Regions from separate parts of the Homo sapiens genome. Here region 1 is linked to region 2. The links are chromatin loops, found by intact Hi-C in ENCODE. Cell type or tissue: heart right ventricle. All regions are shown on one strand. Links, peaks and the distances in the headings refer to the core of each region. The heading gives the core; the rest is flanking DNA.

What was found. A loop is a pair of places that touch in the nucleus more often than their neighbours do. Peaks named below come from ENCODE experiments on the same cell type or tissue, not always from the same donor. Only the 100,000 strongest peaks of a DNase experiment are listed, where the experiment ranks them.
Region 1: a loop joins it to region 2, with 4 times the contacts of the local background. A loop is called at or near these places in 6 of 110 quality-filtered maps.

The regions. Positions count from the first base shown.
Region 1 is chr17:52,819,846-52,825,234 of GRCh38, reverse strand. No RefSeq gene overlaps it. Among named protein-coding and RNA genes, the nearest start is that of LINC02089, 40 kb to the left of the region's middle. In heart right ventricle, for the core only: no CTCF peak of the experiment used is centred there; no DNase peak of the experiment used is centred there.
Region 2 is chr17:52,759,061-52,764,449 of GRCh38, reverse strand. No RefSeq gene overlaps it. Among named protein-coding and RNA genes, the nearest start is that of LINC02089, 100 kb to the left of the region's middle. In heart right ventricle, for the core only: no CTCF peak of the experiment used is centred there; a DNase peak (open chromatin) is centred at 2,162.

The DNA.
Region 1 (5,389 bases), core at 193-5,192, 61 kb before region 2:
AGGCTAATGTCTATTTTGCAAACCACTCAGTCCTTATCATAATTTTTTTTTTAACAAAAATGGGGACTGGAGAGAAATTATGTTCCAAAACTTACCATACGTTTGTCATTACATTCTAAACTCATTAGTTGTTTTTAAGTTTTTGCCTACACTTTAGACTAACCTTACTTGCTCCTGTGAACCAACCATCAATCCCTGGCTGCAGCTCAGAAAGAACAAGAGGGATGGGTAATGTAGAAATCTGGATTAATATTCTAGTTCTGAACAATTATCCTGCAAATCCTGCCAGGTAATGGAATAAATAGAGAATAAATAGGGTGCCTGTTGCCCAGAGGTTTCCTTTTTGGGAAAGTAAGACCAAGGGAACTAACCAAAGCCAGCATCATGCACCCAAGTCCTAGCAACCATAACTATTGCTACCAGTTATCTGGGAGTGTCACAATGAGAGCCAGGTGGGAGGGGCTCCCTGGAAAAACCCCAACCGCCCTATGCACTGGGGTGGAGCCACAGAAGTTCATGCCCTTTGCAGTGGGGAAAAGTCGGCCTCCTCCTCTTCTTGTGTGGAATCTGGGATTCAAGCTGTGGGTGGGAAGCACTCTAGCAGGGACTTTGGCCTTGGGAGAGTCGCTGGTTCCCCCTTTACTTCCTTTTTACCCAATAAAACCCTGTTTTACCATTTACCATTCACATTGTTTGTGAGCCTGAATTTTTGTGGCTGTGGGACAAAGAACCCCGTCTTTAGCTGAACTAAGGAAAAGTCCTGCAACATTTTGTGTATATGTAGGATGGCAGGGGATGATATTGCTGCTTGGGAGAGGTTTGTTGTCTGAAAGTGAGAGCTCAAAGTAGATGGTAGGTTGGAAATAAATATGTTCTTTGTAAATGTGTCTGCGGCTGTTTTGAAACCTCATAAGCTAGCATATTAGGTATTTTTATAGCAGAGAACTTAAGGATAGTATAATGTGCTCCCAGCTTAATAAGATTCTAACAGTATTGTTTGAATATATGATATCATCATGTTTAAAATGTAATATTCATTCCATTTATGCAGTCTCTTTCCCCTGGTTGTTTGTGCTTTCCAAGATGATATAATAAGAAAATAAACAGCTCAAATGGTTTTTCCTTCACACTTTTATCAGTTTAGAGAAATAGGGTGACAATAAATGAAAAAAAAACTAACATTTATAAAGGGCTAAACAGGGGCTAGGTACTTCAGATATATATATCTGACACATATATATTTATATCTGACATATATATATCTGACATATACATGACACATACATATATCTGACATATATATATCTGACATATATATATCTGACATGTATATATCTGACATATATATATATATATATAAAATCTTGTTATATCTCACCACTCTCCTTCAAGGTAAATATAATTATCTCTATCTTATAGATAAGAAAATGGAAACTTTGAGATGTTAAGTAACTTTCTGGAAGTCATGTAGCTTATAAGGGTAATATTAGATTGCCCAGTTTCATAATCATGCTCTTTATCCTACACTGCATTTGGAGAACTTTAAAAATGTAGGGTCCTAAGAAGTCATTGACCATAAGTTTTTTCCCCCAAGCAAATTTCTTAAATATCCAGTGCCTGATAAATTACCCAAAGGATGTCTTTTTCACTCAAACAACAAAAGTGAAACAAAGTGGTATCTCCTGCCACCACCACCTTTATTAAAAGTTTTAGCATATGCCATTCCCATAACATGACCTAGTTAATATGCTGTCTATGGTGAATTCACAAGAACATGAAACAAACAATTGGAATCAGTTTGTTAACTGCCCCCATGGGAATGAAAGTTTGGAAGAGGAACTGCAATCTATGCTAGGTACAATAAAGGTCAGACCTACTTGGCAATCACCAAAACAGAATATTGGCAATAAGCCATTGCTTTTCAGAGACAAAGCTGTCATTTTAAAAGTTTTCTTTGCTTTATTGGGAAACTTGAGCCACTTCCTATTCAAACAACTGTTCTATGTAGGTCTGGCCTGGATCCTCTGCAAGGGTATTATGAAAACTTGCAACTCTTAAAATATGATCTGAGAGTGCATTGTATAAATTATCCCATTATAACAGTGCTTCTTAAAGTCTACTGCATATAGGAATAACCTGGGCATCTTGTTCAATTGATATTTTGCAGTCTTGAAAGGCTCCCCAGTGATGCCAATGATGCTAGATCCCATTTTGAGTATGATAAATCAAGACTATTCTGCATACTTACCTGTGGTGGTTGCTTTAAAGTAATTGCAAAAATTTTAAATAAAGCTGATCGATTTAGCATCAGTTTTTAAAAACAAAAGTATTTTTCCAAAGCTATCTTAAAAGTACCCTTGCCCACTGCTGAGCCACCTGGTTTTTGTTCCTTATGACCTAATTCAACTTACCTTGGTTTAACCCAGCGTGCTTCCAATATTTTCATTTGTAGTCAACGTGTGTCTTTATTCTTTTTTGATAAGTCGCACTCTTGAGACATCACATAAGTGCCTAGCTCACCTGGCCATTAGTCTATAATCACTACTGTCATATGTTTCTCTAGAAAGGAGCCCATTCAGAAACTTACCTCCCTTATTTTTTTGGTCCATAGAAAAGATCTCTTCCCTGATTTCTCAGAGAACAAAAAAAAAGTTAACAACAAAAGAACAAAAACTTTACCTTTGTCTAAACACAACTTTAGCTGTGTCTAAAGCTCCAAAAATTGTATATGAAGCTATTGAAAAATATGGGCAGCTGTCATAGCAGATTTAGAATGTAAGTAGGTTGCTATGCTTTAATACAAAATATACTGGATACAAAAAGTGAGTCTTGTCTACAATACCTGTCTATCTCTTCCACTTTGACCATAAGCAACATGGAAGAAGAGACTGCATCATCTTCATCTTAATCTCCAACACAGAGTCTGACAGATAAAAGAATGAAGGTAGTTAGTGTCCTCTTTTTTTTTTTGACTGAAAAATAAATAGACAGCATCCTAGTCTTAAATTTTGACTCACTGTCCTCATCTACAAAAGGAGCAATGTCAATCTGCACAAGCGCAAGAGTTCTTACACAGTTTAAGAAAGATAATAGCTATTATAGTACTTTAAATTAAAAGACTACATGTGCAAGTAATTTTTAATTACATTTGTTACTGTCTTACTAGAGTTTCCTAAAAGATGAAGAACTGAAGATAGAAAATAGACATATTATTTTAGTTCAGGCAAGATCTCCCTTAGTGGGTAAAATCCTGTGACTTCAGCTTGTTATTTGAGATTAAAAATTTACAAATTATTGTTTTTTAAATTTAAGTCTTCACTTGATGAAACTTTCCTTTTTCTTAGAGGAAAGCCTCACATTGAGTTTTATCAGGAGGATGACCATATGCCACATTCTCATGGACAGTGTCACTTTATGCCTTTTGTCCTAGTATCCCATTTGGTTTATGTCCCCACTTAATCTCAAAAGGGCTGTCATTTAGATGTTAAATTATATAATCATGCTAATCATTAGAGATATTTGTAACTTTGTGTGCAATAACTAGTGCTATCTTTTGCCTGGGCATGCAACTTCTGAATGAAGGGTTGGAAGCAAGGCAGAAAAGGATATTGCAATGGGTCCAGTGTAATGTGGTAGAAAGGTGAGGTTTGTGTGAGTTAAAAACTGATGGAAATATAGGAATAAAAAGAAGAAAAAATGGTTTTAGCAAGGGAAGTTTTGGATGAGTGAACAGTGTCGTGACTTTCTTCAATCCTAAGAGACCACTTTGTTATTAAGTGTTTAGGGCAGAAGGTGGCTATTTACTTGAGATTGGTGAGAGGGGGTATTTATTTAGAAAGGTTGTGAAATCAATATGTCTTTGAGGTTTGCTATCAGAGTCATTCAGTTACTAACACAGATAATTGCAGCATTAATCTGCTTCTGCAATTTGGAGAAGAGTCTAAACACAGAATGATTGATTTTAAAGAAATATAAAGTCAAAAGCATATGTCATTTATTCTTCCAATAAATAGACCTCCAGTGTAAAAATCCAGGGCCCATTTATCCCAGCAAAGTGTAATGAAATACCTAAATGTACCCTAATGTATTTTTTTGAAGATGCTCTGCCATTTGGAAGGAACAGAATACAAAATACTACATCATCACAAGTCTTCCACCTTAATGGAAATCAGACTTTTGTTGGTATTGGATAGATGGTGGGATCAGATTTTATACAGAAGTTTGACAGCCTGCCTCATTTGTATTGCAGTCGGCTACAGTATATGTCACAAGAATTTATGAAAGTTTTCTGCCCTTTGAGAAAGTCTTTCTCTCTCTCTCTCTCTTTTTTTTGAGGCAGAGTTTCGCTGTTGTCCCCCAGGCGGGCGTGCAATGGCACCATCTTAGCTCACTGCAACCTCCTCCCCTGCCCCCCCACGCCCAAGTAGCTGGGAATACAGGCATGCGCCAGTATGCTCAGCTAATTTTTTGTATTTTCATTAGAGACAGGCTTTCACCATGTTGGCCAGGCTGGTCTAAAACTCCTGACTTCAGGTGATCTACCTGCCTTGGCCTCTCAAAGTGCTAGGATTACAAGCGTGAGCCACCATGCTCTGCTTCTTTTTCATATTTTAAATTTAATTTCAGTTTAGTTTATCCAACTAAATATGCCATTGGTTGCTTAAATTCAAGTTCTGATTAAAACACTAGGCAGGTAATGAGGTTCTTCCAGTAAGTGATGACTCTTGACTATTGACTTAATTAAGGGTCGTTCCCTTCAGGAAAAAACATCCAGAATACAACAGATTATCTTTGGGTTCAGAATATATCACTTTTTCTCCAAGGATATGGTGACCTAGTTCTTAAAAGTAGGTCTAGCACAGCCTAGTGAGGTTCTATTAATATGAGATTTTTGAATTAGAGGAGCTTAATATTTTGTTTACAAAAACATTTAAAATATTTTTAGGTTTAGAGGAGAGTTGTAAAGATAATTAGTAATGTCCTGTTTCCCCTAGTTTTTACATAATATAAAATCATGGTATATTTATTGAAACTAAAAAATTAATGTGGATAGAATACAAATACCTACATGGAATTATTTATTTGAATTTTACCAGTTTTTTCACCATGCCTTTTTTCTGTTCTGTGATTTGATCCAGGATACCATGCTGTATTTAGTTCCCATGGCTCCTCAGTCTCCTGTAGTCTGTGACAGTTTCTCAGTCTTTCTTTTCTTGTCATGACCTTACTTCCTTTAAGAGTACTGGTCAGTTATTTTGCAAAGCGACCTTCAGTTTGGATTTATTTAATGCTTTCTCATGTCTACACTGGGTTTATTGCTTTTGGAGAAGAATACCGTGGAGGTGAAGAGCCCTTTCATCACATTATGAATCTGGTGTTAACAGGACTT
Region 2 (5,389 bases), core at 63-5,062:
GCCCTTAGTTTGGATCCATTGCTGAAAGCTAATGTGATATTTTGGGAGTGTCATAGAACCCTGTTTGGTCATATTACCAGAATTATTTTTCTTGTCTCTTTTCATTTGTGTGGGTTCTTTCTTTTAATTATTCTTGAATTTATTTTTTATTTGACTGTGTGGTTTTTTAAAAAATTTATTTTCTCTCTAAAAGTGTGACTTTAATGTTTATAGTTTATTATAGCTTAATTTGGCTCTTGGTGCTTTCAAGGATGAAGACTTTGTATGATATTCTTGGTTATAGAGAGTCTTTCTATGACTGTTTTCTCAGATACTGGTTGTAGAAATATACTTGGTGTGTGAGCAAGTTCACTGTCTACTATTGGGTTGGAATGGCAGAAGTGTCTTGAAGCTTATCTCATTCCCCTATGAAGTGCACTTTTTACTTATATTTTCCCTAGTATTTTATTTACTGGGTTGAATAGTTCAGATTTTGGGCCAATAGGGGAGGTGTCCCTAGGAAGAAACTGGTTGTGGCTAACTCCGGTGGGTACACGCAATACCCAATGGTGGGGAGAGGGTCCCAGCCTTGACAAAAGTGGCTAGGGGAGCTCGCAGGGAATCCCACTGAAGTCTTATGATGGGGAAAGGTGGGAGTCACCTCAGCTCCTCTGTCAGGCCAGCAGGAAATAGATCCTCCTCCCAGACATACTCTTGACCCAGTGTTTGGCTATTCAGGTCATATAGGTACCTTTTTTTATCTGCAGGAGTGTTGATGTTCCAAGTAGAGAGGAATTATGTTTGTATCTCTTCTGTAAGCTGGAACCTGGAGAATACTCCATCTGTGGGAAGGCAGTGTTCCAGAAAGGCTGCCTATAGGTACACACACGCTGAGCTTCTGTAGTAGAAGCACCAGTTGTTTCTGCAGTGGTGGATGAGGGGGAAAAAGCAGGGAAAAAAGGTCCAAGACCTTTCATGAGTACCAGGTCTGCCTGTCTGTTGAGCTAGAGCTGCAGCCTTTCCCTGCTGAGCCCAGCACAGCAACTGTGCCTCTGCTGAAGAAAACTTCTAACCAGTGGAAAGATCTGGGGCTTGAGTCCTACTGACTGGATTCTTTTGACCCTTGGATTGTACCCTTGATATGGTGCACTACTCCTTTCCTTAGGAATAGAAGTCCCTGAGAGCCAAACTACTGTGAATGCTACTACTCCTCTGGGTCTAGCTGCATAGTGGGGCTGCCACACTCCAGCCTGGAGCTGGGGAATGTCTATAAGGGATCCAGTGATATGTATGTGTCCTGTCCCCAAGTCTCCTAGCAGCAAGTACCAGCACCCACTCTGATTGGGATGGCAGGAGAGCGACATAGATTCTGTGAGATTCCTTGGTTATAGATAGCCTTAGCATGGTGGCTTTCTCAAATGCCAGTTGTAGTAGTAATGAACTGGTCACATGAACAGACTCAGGACCTCCTGGTTAGCCTCAAACAATGGTGATAGCTGAGGTCATGCATCAGCTGTAGTAGTAGCAGTGGGATTAGTGCTTTCCTTCTGTTATCCAGTGGAGGCACTCTAGTTTGTCAGGCAATGGATGGGGATATAGAGCTCCCAAAAGTTTCCATCTTTTGTGTTAAGCTACTAAGGTGGTTGGAGTGGCAAAGCCAGGTGGATGCTGAGTCAGGCAGGTCTGAACTCTGGCTCTACACTTGCAAGGTAACCAGAAGACCCTGTTGGGATCTGTGTGCATGGGGAGGCAGTTTTCTGGCCACTGTGATACTTTTCCTGGAAAGAGTATAACTGCTTCTGCTGCACAGAAGAGTTTGTGCGGGGGTTGTGGAGTAGCAGGTGGCAGTAAGCCTCACCCAGCTTTCATGCACTTGGCAAGGCAGGAATCTCACCCACAGTGTTTTCTAGCAGCAACTAGCTAAATTCTAGGCAGTCTACTCTCATCTACTCTAGAATTCAAAAGTGCCCCAAGCCATAAGCCTTCCTCTTGGAGACAGGAACCTCAGCTTTCAGGATATGCCCCTCCCCTTCTACTTGCAAAGCTGGGCGCCTAGTTTCTGTGCCTGTGGCTGCAGCACACTTCCCGCTCGCATGCTGGTTCTGGCCAAGGAAGTTTTTTCTTACTTGAGATAATATCATGAATTTCAATGGGAGCTTCTTTGAACCTGCCACCACTGCCTGAGTTAGTTGGCAGACATCCACGAGGTCCCCTGTGACATAAAATCAGGAATGAGTTCCCTCAGCCCACACTGGAGACTGCAGATGTGTGCAAGTCTCTTCTAGCTGCTGCTGCTACTTTTTTTTTTTTTTTTTTTTTGAGACGGAGTTTTGCTTTCTCACCCAGGCTGGAGTGGCGCAACCTTTGCGCACTGCAACCTCTGCCTCCTGGGTTCAAGCGATTCTTCTGCCTCAGCCTGCTGAGTAGCTGGGACTACAGGCGTGCATCACCATGCCCAGCTAATTTTTGTATTTTTAGTAAAGACGGGGTTTCCCATATTGGCCAGGCTGGTCTCGAACTCCTGACCTCGTGATCTGCCCATCTCAGCCTCCCAAAGTGCTGGGATTACAGGCGTGAGCCACCACGCCCGGCCGCTGCTCCTACTTTTATATTCCCCATGACTGCCTATATCAGTCCCTGCGTAGGTTTAAGGCCTTCCCCCATGGGCTGGATTACCAGGTTCCCCAGTGGGGATGTTTTAATGTATCCTGGAGGCAGTCTCTGCCACTCTCACACTCTGGGGACCTAAAGTTTTTCACTTGGCTCATAGTATAGGCTGCAGCCTGCCACTTCTTTCAAAGGGCCTGTAGTTTCTTTATGGTTTCCTGTTAAGTTTGTGCATTGCTTCCTGGAAAAAAGTTTACACTGTGAATCTCCACTCACTATTTGGTCTTTCCACGTGGGAGAGGCATGCTGGAAAAAATAAATAAAAATTAAATTAAATTTAAAAAAATGATAATGCTAACTTAACAACAGATTACATCCTCATACCACAACCACAGTCAGGTTGGTCTGGTCCAGATGCACCAGAATACAAACGAATGATTAAGTTTTAACATACTTTACGCTTATTCATTGAGCATTATCAAACATTGCTAATGAAATCATTCACCTGAAGAAGTGGTTGCATGAAACTCTCCTGCCTTGTGCCACAGATGAGATCCTTTCAAGTTTCTGTTGGGCATTCCTTATTTTTCCAGGAGAGTGCAAATTGCCATGTGAGTGCAAAGAAATATACTTGGCAAGCTGTTTTGATTCTGTCGATATCCTTATGTTGAATGTTGATCATAGCAAAAAATGTGTTCAGGTACATCTTTTTTTTTTTTTTTTTTTTTTTTATGAGATGGAGTCTTGCTCTGTCGCCAGGTTGGGTGTTCAGGTACATCTTGAACAAAAAGACTTGACTTTAAGTCTTTTTGCTTTAAGCTTTAAAACAACAGACTATCTTGGCCAACATGGTGAAACCCCATCTCTACTAAAAATACAAAAATTGGCTGGGCGTGGTGGCACGTGCCTGTCATCCCAGCTATTCGGGAGGCTGAGGCAGGAGAATCACTTGAACTCAGGAAGCAGAGGTTGCAGTGAGCCAAGATGATGCCACTGCACTCCAGCCTGGAAACAGAGCAAGACTCCATCCAAAAAGAGAAAAAAAACAAAAAAACAAAAAAACAAAACAACAGAATACTCAGTGACGTCAAGGGGAGGAAATAATAAACACTGATTTCAAGGTACTAGAAATTAAAACAATAAAAAATATTTATTGTGTACTATATTTCTACCAGACACAATGCTAATGTTTTTAGTGCATTCATTTAATTAATCTCACAGCAGCGCAATAGGATAGGAAGTATCATTGCCTTCAGGAAAATGAGGCTTAGAAAGGTGATGTTAACTTGTGTAGTCACACAGCCAATAAGTAGCAGAGTCAAGATTAAACCCAGGTGTTCCAGCTCAAGAATTCACAATCTTAAACAATACATTAATTTGAATCTATTTTCATCTTTGGGGCAAAAGACTTAGAGAGAGAAATGTTGTATTAGCTCTAAGATGCCATATCCCGACTCAATGAAAAGATGCTTGAAAATAATCTATAATCAAAGGACTTTGATGAAACTAAGTCAGTTTTACAGGGACAGAAATTATTAATAATTATTATTTCTGAGTCCTATTCTAAGGGATTTTATTTATAAAATGCCAAAGAACTATGTTAACTTGTTGATTGCCTTGTGAGAGGGAATAAAAGCCGGCGTATTTTTAAACTTCTAAATGCCCTTTTCAGAGGCAAATTAAAGTCATACATATAGAGCAACTGAACAAGACATCTATTTACTAGGTATATAATGTCAAGGAAATTGCTTAACCTTCCTAAAACCTATTTCCTTATCAGCACACACATGCACACACATACACACACGCCTCCTATTCCATTGTTTAACAATAAGGTTGCCATAAATGTCTGTGAAGGGGAATTCTGCTGCTGGCAATAGTAGAATGAGTACTTTGAACAGACCTGCCCACTGAAATCAACTAGAAAATTTGAATTTCAACAACCTGCTCAAAGTCATCAGGGCACTAATAAGATGATGAAGAATGACTGGATGAAGATACTGTAGATAAGAAAATGCAGAAAAGTAAGCTCAACATTTGGGGTCACTTTTCCCCTAGGTACATGCACATTTTGGAAGAGGCAGCCAAGCAGCTCAGAAATTGAAATCTTTTGAACAGACTCATGAGGACCAGAGGATAAAAACTGGAGCTAAGCTCTCTTGTGACTTTGGGCTAAGGACCCTAAAGTTTACATGCCAGGAGTAAAGGCAAGTCAAAGCAAGACTAGCTTTTATAGGAAGTGAATTTTAGATTGGATATAGGATGTCTGGGACTGCTAGTGCATGGAGGGCAGGGATTATGATTGGAAGAGGATTCAGCGAAGCTTCTGGGGTGAGTAAACACCATAATTCTTGGTCTGGGAGGTGTTTGCAAGACTTATGGACTTCATGGATCATTCATTGATTCATGCACTGATGATTTGTATGCTTCTCTCCACTGGTTTTGTATTTCAGTAAAAGCATATTTAAAACATTTATTTTCTGGGCCAAAAAATATAACCCTCTGAAATATTTTGTAGTGTGTTGGAGGCTCATATATTCTTTCTGTGGTATCCTCAGGATCTTTGTCAGTAGTATATATCTCATACATCTCATATATCTCCAATACCACATTTTTAAATAAACAAACAATAAATAAAATTACAAGACTGTCTCTTGAGAATCCAGTGCTGTATAATACTGGTCTGAGCGTTCTTGTTATTCCCCAGTGTGTTTTTATAATGTGCAGCCAGACCACTTACTGATGACAGAGTAAAAAGAGAAGACTAAAGATTGTATCCAATTCTGCCAGATATGAAGGAAGG